3 separate regions of the Mus musculus genome follow, and regions 2 and 3 are each linked to region 1. Evidence: chromatin loops called from intact Hi-C (ENCODE). Cell type or tissue: left cerebral cortex. All regions are shown on one strand.

The links. A loop is a pair of places that touch in the nucleus more often than their neighbours do. Peaks named below come from ENCODE experiments on the same cell type or tissue, not always from the same donor. Only the 100,000 strongest peaks of a DNase experiment are listed, where the experiment ranks them.
Region 2: a loop joins it to region 1, with 3 times the contacts of the local background. A loop is called at or near these places in 12 of 42 quality-filtered maps.
Region 3: a loop joins it to region 1, with 2.9 times the contacts of the local background. A loop is called at or near these places in 8 of 42 quality-filtered maps.

Annotation. Positions count from the first base shown.
Region 1 is chr14:122,223,610-122,226,109 of GRCm38, forward strand. All of the region lies in intron 1 of Clybl (citrate lyase beta like), which reads left to right. Among named protein-coding and RNA genes, the nearest start is that of 1700108J01Rik, 8.8 kb to the right of the region's middle. In left cerebral cortex, a CTCF peak has its summit at 297 (motif pointing right); DNase peaks (open chromatin) are centred at 300 and 1,102; H3K4me3 peaks cover 290 bases; H3K27ac peaks cover 160 bases.
Region 2 is chr14:122,462,511-122,465,010 of GRCm38, forward strand. It overlaps Zic5 (zinc finger protein of the cerebellum 5), which reads right to left. Exons shown (of 2, transcript NM_022987.3): 1 at 1,382-2,500. Among named protein-coding and RNA genes, the nearest start is that of Zic5, 1.9 kb to the right of the region's middle. In left cerebral cortex, no CTCF peak of the experiment used is centred here; DNase peaks (open chromatin) are centred at 973 and 1,640; H3K4me3 peaks cover 2,302 bases; H3K27ac peaks cover 2,010 bases.
Region 3 is chr14:122,452,298-122,454,797 of GRCm38, forward strand. No RefSeq gene overlaps it. Among named protein-coding and RNA genes, the nearest start is that of Gm5089, 2.4 kb to the left of the region's middle. In left cerebral cortex, a CTCF peak has its summit at 1,281; DNase peaks (open chromatin) are centred at 854 and 1,566; H3K4me3 peaks cover 590 bases; H3K27ac peaks cover 1,738 bases.

The sequences.
Region 1 (2,500 bases):
GGGGCTTGTGAGCAGCTTCAGTGTTGACAATCTGATACTGTGTTGCTTTTTCTAGTCAGAAGCCATCTTGGGCCCCTCCCACTTCCTGCTTTGTTTTCTGAAGCTGTTTAGGTTTTTGTTTTTGTTTTTCCTTTTCCTTTAGGTTCATTTTGTAACCAGGGCAACAAATGCTGCCATGAGTGGACAGGAGGGTTGGGAATGCTGGAACCAAATCATCTTGGGGAGATGGGTTAGGAGGCTTATGTTTCTGTACGGTAAGTGCGGTGACTAGACTGTAGTTCTGGAGTGGTCACTAGATGGCACTCACACACTGGTGTTAAACCAGTCCAGGACTCCCCACTTTGGCGCCTGTATATTCTCCAGAGAGGCTGACTGGCCAAAGCTTTGTATCCCTCCACTCTTGATGGTCTACAGAGATCTAAACAGACGGATACGTGCCTCTGTCTAACTCATTTCACCTGATACTGAGCGATCTTAAGAACCTGGCAAAAATACCTTCAAAGGTCTTAAAACCCTGTCAGCTGCTTAACCCCGGCTTGCTCTTCTCCTGAGCAAATGCAGTGAACCCATCTTTGCAGTAGAGAAACTTATCTGTTTCTCTCCTAGTCGTTTCACAGATATTCTCAGTGGGAAGAATAGGAAGTGAGGGTGAGGGAGGCATTAAAAAGATTAGCACGTCAGAAGGAGATCTATCTAAAACAGAACTACAGCTTGGTAAAATACAACGGAACCTGCTAGATAGAGATTAATATTATTTTATCAGGTCTATTGTTAGACAGTTTCAAACAAGCGAAGCATCATTTGCATGTTCTTGTGTATTGCTGGAGTAGGAGGCAGGAAACCGTATGTTCTTCTTTCTACAAGTTGTATGTGCATCACAGAAAAACCCAATCTTAACTTCGTAAATCTGTTCTGATGGAACAGGAAGGGAATAATGAATTTCTAAGGTCACCTCGGCTCCTGCCTGGTTCAATCCTCTCTGAGCTGAGTGGACATCTTGGGGAGGGGCCCTCGTGGCTCTCTCAGGCATGGGCACGCTTCTTCATCTATGCTCTTCTTAGCTGAGATAACAGTGCTCTGAGCCCCACTGGTAAGGTTAACCTGGGTGCCGCAGGACAGCAGATGGGAATTCTGGTTTGCAGCCACTGCGGAAAAATAAAAACATGTTCCAGAGGGGAAGGGAGCTTGTATTTCTGCGTTTGAACCTTTGATCCACATTCGCTTCTGAAGGGAGGGCTAAACCTTTTGGTGGAGACACATGGCTTGACATCTGTGAAAACACAGCTGTATGGAGCAAAGAAAAGTTGGGGAAAACACAATGGTTTTGCTGTGTCAGGGCCGTTAGTGCTCGAATTCTAGACAAATATTGTCTTTTGATAGTTCTCGCAGAAGGCCTTCTAGATTTTCCCAGGTAATTGCTTAGTAATGTTATTCTTTGAATTTCAGATTTTGAGCCACCTTTTAAGAAGTGAGACATAGGTTTTTCTCTTCTCTCCTCTCTATAAAGACAGTAAAATAAATGAATTGTTGTGATGACCTAGCTGGCAGCCGGGAGGTGGGAAGAAATCAAACCCTTTGAAACAGATGACGGTAGACATCACGATTTGCTTTCGTTTATTTTTTTTTTAATGGAAATATTGGACATAGAGCTTTGTTCCCGACGTTACAGCAAAGATGGGGCCTTCGAAGAGCTTGGCCCTTGGAAACTTGCTTTGTTTTGAGCAATTAAGGTTTGTCACTGAGCGGATGGAGAAGCCCTGCTTCCATTCATCTGTAAATAGCAGTCTTAGCACGTCTCTCCATCCCTCTCCCCAGCCCCTCGGCCAAGAGAGGTATTTAGCGAGGTCTTCCTTCGTCCCCACTTTTCCCTCTGCCTTCCTCTTGACCTTTCCCCTTTTCCTACTATCGAGTCTGTGACCTGTTAGCTCTTCCTTGTCCCTTGGTAATGGGATATCTCTGGACCCTCCCATTCCTCCTGTACCAGTGTGGCCACCAAGACATCCTGGGATGAGGGTTTGAAGTGGAAGCAGAAGCCTGGACAGCGGCTGCCCCATCCCCCAACCCAGTCTCACTTTCCAGTACCCACCACTTCAGCAGCAGCCATGTGTCCCCGAAATGAGATTACCGTGGGGTTTCTTTAAGAGAAAGATACAAATATTCACCTTTGGGGGCCATCCTGCTGCCAGAAGGAGTGTGAACTAAAGTCCTCCCAGACACCCCAAAACTTTCCCCTTTGAAGTCATCCTGCCTTCCCCTTGCAGGAGAGGAAAGAAGAGCCGAGTAGATGTCAGGACCTCTGAAATGCTGACTTAGCCTTTTCCCTAGGCCTCCTGTGGGCTCATCCTCGGGCCTTTCAACTGTTCCTTTTGAAACTGCAGAGTTAGGTGGCCAGGCCTTTCCACACTGTCCCAGCCACCAGCATCTGCTCCGGGCAGCAAAGGGAAGAGGCTGAGGGTAGGTAGGAGGAAAACATGGGTGACAGTTAGCCTTGGAACAGTTT
Region 2 (2,500 bases), 240 kb after region 1:
AAGAGTCTCCAGGGAACTTTCCCTTTAGTAAAGAAACTAAGAACTGATCCGAGTTAGGGAAAAGGAAGGGGGCGGGGTGGGGGTGGGGTGGGGAGGCCTGTAAGGAAAACTTCTAGCCGATCCTGCAGGTCAGAGGGAAGCCTTTAAGTTTTAGGGCTTCAAGAGCAAGGCTGTAGGCTAAGACCACCTCAACCAGGCTGCTCTCATAAAGGCCTCAGGCCAGTGGCCTGTGTAAGGGCCTGTGCTTGGGGGTTGCCTTTGCGTTCCAGTCCCAGATGCGCCGATAAATCAGTCAAGTGATTACTGAATGTAAACTCAGGTTACCTAAGTGTCCTCCGAGGAGTAATATTTCCCATCATATAAATCTCGACTACACTCGCCCTCCACATTAGCCGGGCGCGATCGCGCGTTCTACAGGACCAACAGGGCCCATGCCTCTATGGCCCAACGCCTCAGCCTCCTTCACCAGACCCACGGATCCCCGACGTGGGGCAGAATAAGAGGAGGAACCTCATGGAGTTAAGAGTTCTCCCCAAGTTCCACAGAGGTCTTACAGATCCGGGGAAAGCACCCTCTCTGGGGTCTAGAACCTTCTTTTAAAAGACAGAAGCCAACTTCTCCAGTGCCCAACACAATGTAACTAAAGCCTGTGGACCGTGTGTGAGTCGGTGCGTGAAGATATGTAAATGAAGTGTTGAGTGAGGACAAATGTGCAAGGGAGGTCGTGGTGTCACACGAGTGTGTGCACGAGGTCAGGAATGTATGAATTAGTATGAGAGTGTATGTCAGACCTCGAGTGAAAAGCTAGAGTTTCCTAGGGTCCCAGGTCTCTCCCTCAGACCTTCCTCAACCGGCCCCAGGACCTCTCTTCACGGGTGAGGCCGCTCTGACCAGCCTACAAAACATAGCCAAACCCATGCGCCCCTCCCACGCTGTATCTCGGCAACGCGGCGGTCCAGCAAGGCCCGCGTCCCGTGGAAGAAGGGAGGTGCTACCGGGTGACGGTAGCCAAGGTTCCCTTCCCCAAGGCCCTCCGGACCTCCCGGGGCTCGGGGCGTGGGGACTGCGGACCGTCCTGAGTGCCTTGATGCTGCTGTTGCTGTTCCCGGCAGGGCGGCGGCGGCTGGAGCGCGTTGCGGGTCCCGGCCGAGGGGCTGCGGGCACGCTGGAGACTCCGCCGAAAGGGAGGCCAGCGCGGGGCCCGTGTGTGTTATTGAATTACTTATTCATAGAAAAAAAAAGGGGGGGGGAGGGAGAAGAAGAAAAAAAAAGAAGTCACATGTCCGGGTCATACGTCTGCGGAGAAGTAGCAGAAGGAGGGAAAAATGAAAGCGAACAGAAGGCGAGGCGGTGGCGGCGGCGGCCGGGGACAGACACCCACCTGTATGAGTGCGCTTGTGGATCTTGAGGTTCTCGGAGCGCGCGAAGACCTTGCCGCAGCCCGGGAACGGGCAGGGGAAGGGCTTCTCGCCGGTGTGCACGCGGATGTGGTTGATGAGCTTGTACTTGGCCTTGAAGGGCTTGCCCTCGCGCGGACAGTCCTCCCAAAAGCAGACGTGGCTGCTCTGTTCCGGGCCGCCCACGTGCTCCACTGTGACGTGGTTCACCAGCTCGTGCATGGTGCCGAAAGTTTTGGAGCAGGGCTTGACGCCGCTGTCCGCGGACGCCGGCGGACCGGCCAGCTCCTCTGGGTCCAGCCACTTGCAGATGAGCTCCCGCTTGATTGGCTGCCGCATGTAGCGCAGGAAGGCCCCGGCCGCCCCCGGGAGGTGGGGGTGGTGCGGGTGCGGCGCGGGCGCCGGCGGTGGCGCCGGGGGCGGCGCGTGGTGTTGCAGGTGGGGCCCGGGCCCCGCGGCCGCTGCGGCCGCCGCTGCCGCAGCCAGGTTCAGGTTTAAGTTCACGGCTCCGTAGCCGTGCAGGGCGGCGGCCGCGGCGGCCGCCACCGCCCCATAGTGCGCGTCCCCTGAGCGCGGAGCGAAGGGTGGTTCGGCGCGGCCGTAAAGCTCGGCCGCAGCCGCCGCGGCGGCCGCCAGCCCAAGGCGCATCTGGCCGTTTAGCGGGTGGCCACCGGGAGCCCCGGGAGAGTCGTGCAGCGCGGGAAAGAGCGCGGAGCCGCCGCCGTCCCGGCCCGCGTAGGTGCCGCTGGCCGAGATGAACATCCCGGCCGGGTGGGGAGGTGGGGTCGGGTGCTGGGGGGAGCTGCTGCCGGACCGCTGCTCCCCTCCGAGCGGGGCCCCGTGCATGGCCGCCGCGGGGGCCGTGGCGGAAAGGTCCCTCCGGAGGACGAAGTCCCTGCTGTGGCCTTTGCCGCTGCTGCTGCCGCCGCCACTGTTGGTGGCAGTGTAGCCCGAGAGGGCAGGAGGAGGAGGAGGCGGGGGAGGGGGAGAGGAGGACTGGGAGGGAGGAAGAGGAGGGGCTGGAGGCGGGGGCGCCGAGGCCTGCGCGCCACTGCTGCCCCCGCCGTCGGGGTGGGTGCGGGCGCCTGGGTGAGTCCCTGAGG
Region 3 (2,500 bases), 230 kb after region 1:
GTAAAAGTGGATCCTAAGAGCTTGGTTGGGGGTGGGTGGGTATGGGGGCCTTTTGGTATAGCATCGGAAATGTAAATGAGCTAGATACCTAATAAAAAATGGAAAAAAAAAGAAATCAAAAAAAAAAAAAAAAAAAAAAAGAGCTTGGTTGGAGTCCTGGGAGAGCGTGTATTTGTTTGTAATTTGTGACTGAGACCTAGAGAGCAAGGTATCTTAGTAAAGAGAACCGTTTGTACAGAGCTTGTGTCTCTCTTTGTAGGATCCAGACAGGTTAATGTGTTTTCCCCGGGCAAAAAGGATTAAAAAAGAGGGGTTATCCAAACCCAAGTGGTCCTTGTGCATCTTCCTTCCCCTTCCCAACGGCTGTCTGCATGTCCCTATCCCCCTGCCCCCACCCCTTTACCCCAGTCCCTCAAACTCTTTTTAACTATGGCTGCTGACTACATTCCTGCCGCCCTCAGTGTAGGATGGTCACTTCTCTTCAGCCTGCAAATGAGAAGTGACATTTCAGCCAATCCATAAGCAGAACATGGGGACACAGGCCCATTGACAGAGCTCAGCCCAGGGGCCGGCTGGCTCCACAGCATCCGAAGCTGCCTTAATTAATACCATCTTAAATAGTCCAGCAGCCACCGAAGACAAAGTTGAAGAAAGACTTTAAGGCTGAGTGCCCCTCGACAAGCTCCTTTCCCCATGTCATTCAATATTTAATGCACCCGCTTGTAATGCAACTACTGGTGTTCCTTTCTCAGCAAGGACATTATTTTTTCACGGTGCCCATAGCCAGGGAAAGCCCTTTAGGCAAAGAAAATCAAAATGTTTGTTGTTTTGGATGACTCATAACTCTTGTTTAACACAAGCACTTTCAGGCAAGTATAACAGGCGAAGCCTCCAAAGCAAACAACACAATCCTCGTGACAGAGCCGAACACAAAAAGCACATTGTCTTGAGGAGTACCCCTTTCTCTGGTGCTAGATGGGGGCCTGTCTCCCAGTGAACACCACGACGCCATTTCACTTTTGAACTATTGTTTTTGAGTTATGCCATGTGGTCAAAAGGAGGGAGACGGGGGTTGTTTCCAGGCTCCTGAGACAAACGAGTTGCCTTTTCAATGAAATCCCCCCGCGATCCTTGAAAACGGAGTTTAAATGTCACCTCCGCCTTTCTAATGGGCACAGGGCTGGAGGCGACCCTTCAAAGCGCCTGAGTGATAAACGACCCTTATTAAATATGGCCTGGACTGCTGGGAAAGTATGGCTCTGGGCCTGCGCGCCAAAGAGCGCCCCTCACTGGAGGGCCCGGGAGCCGCAGGAGTCTGGATCATCTAGGGATAGAGGCCCTAGGACCTGCTCTGGGGTGAGAGCTAGAGTGGGGAGCTCGGGTGTAATGCAACTTATCTACCGCCCCAACACGCCGTGAGCCCCATCCCCAGAGCCTCCGCCTGGAGGATTGGTGCGTTTCCCCCCTGACTTCTTTTTGTCGGTGACCCAGTGGCGTCTGCAAGTCTGAGCTGCAAAGTTACTGATTTGCAGGCCGCATGTTAAGGCAGCCCATGTAAGTAATTTCTCCGGGCACCCCAGCAAAGGAGAACAAATCGCTGACAAAGGCGAGCGCTTTCGATTCAGCGGCGTCGTTAAGGCAACCCTGAAGTATCCCTCTTATAATAAGTTCCACTTCAAAGCGTTTCTCATTGAGCGGTGACTGCTTCGCACTTTTATTAAGTCCGGGCTTTTTCACTCCGAGGAATCATCTGTTTGGTTATTTTTCATCGTGTTTATTTTTCACTATTCACACAGTACTTGTATTAAATAAACAAAGAACAATCGCTCTACAAATAAAAGTGCTTAGGTGGGGAGAGAAGGAAGAGGTACTGGGGACCAGGCTCCCCTGCCTCTCTCCCTACCCTCTGACATCACTACCCCCACCCCCACTGGGCTTTCTCTCCTCTCTTCATTCTTTCTTCTTCCTTTCAAGCCAGGAGGTTCTATAGGGGAATCATCACCAACAACAGAAAGCTAATATATATGATATGCACATATATATCATACATTTCTAATCTTTGCCTATGTGTTTCTGATGAGGTGAGAATTGGCTGAATTAACTGGCCTTGAAAGTAAGGGTCACTGCAACTGTATCTTAATAGACTGTCTCAAATCGCTGTGGACGGCCTGCCAGCGACTCTCCTGGCCCTGCCTATTGCCATAGCAATTCTGACCTCTGTGTGGATGTACCATAAAAACAGTAGTTTGAATTTCAAAAACATGCCTTTGAACTTCTCCCTGCCTGATTAGGCAGTTTCGGGATGTGTGAATATGTGCTCTGGGATGTCCCTTCGTGGGGTCTCTGAGAGTTTTTTTTCACGGGGAGGGAAAGTGTGCTGACCACCCCAGGGTGCTTTCTCTGTGATTCTGTTGTCTTTCCAGATCTAGAATGTTCCCGAGGTTTCGGGTGGTGTTTGGGTAAGGCACTGGCAGATGGCAGGGAGGTGGTATCCCTGTAA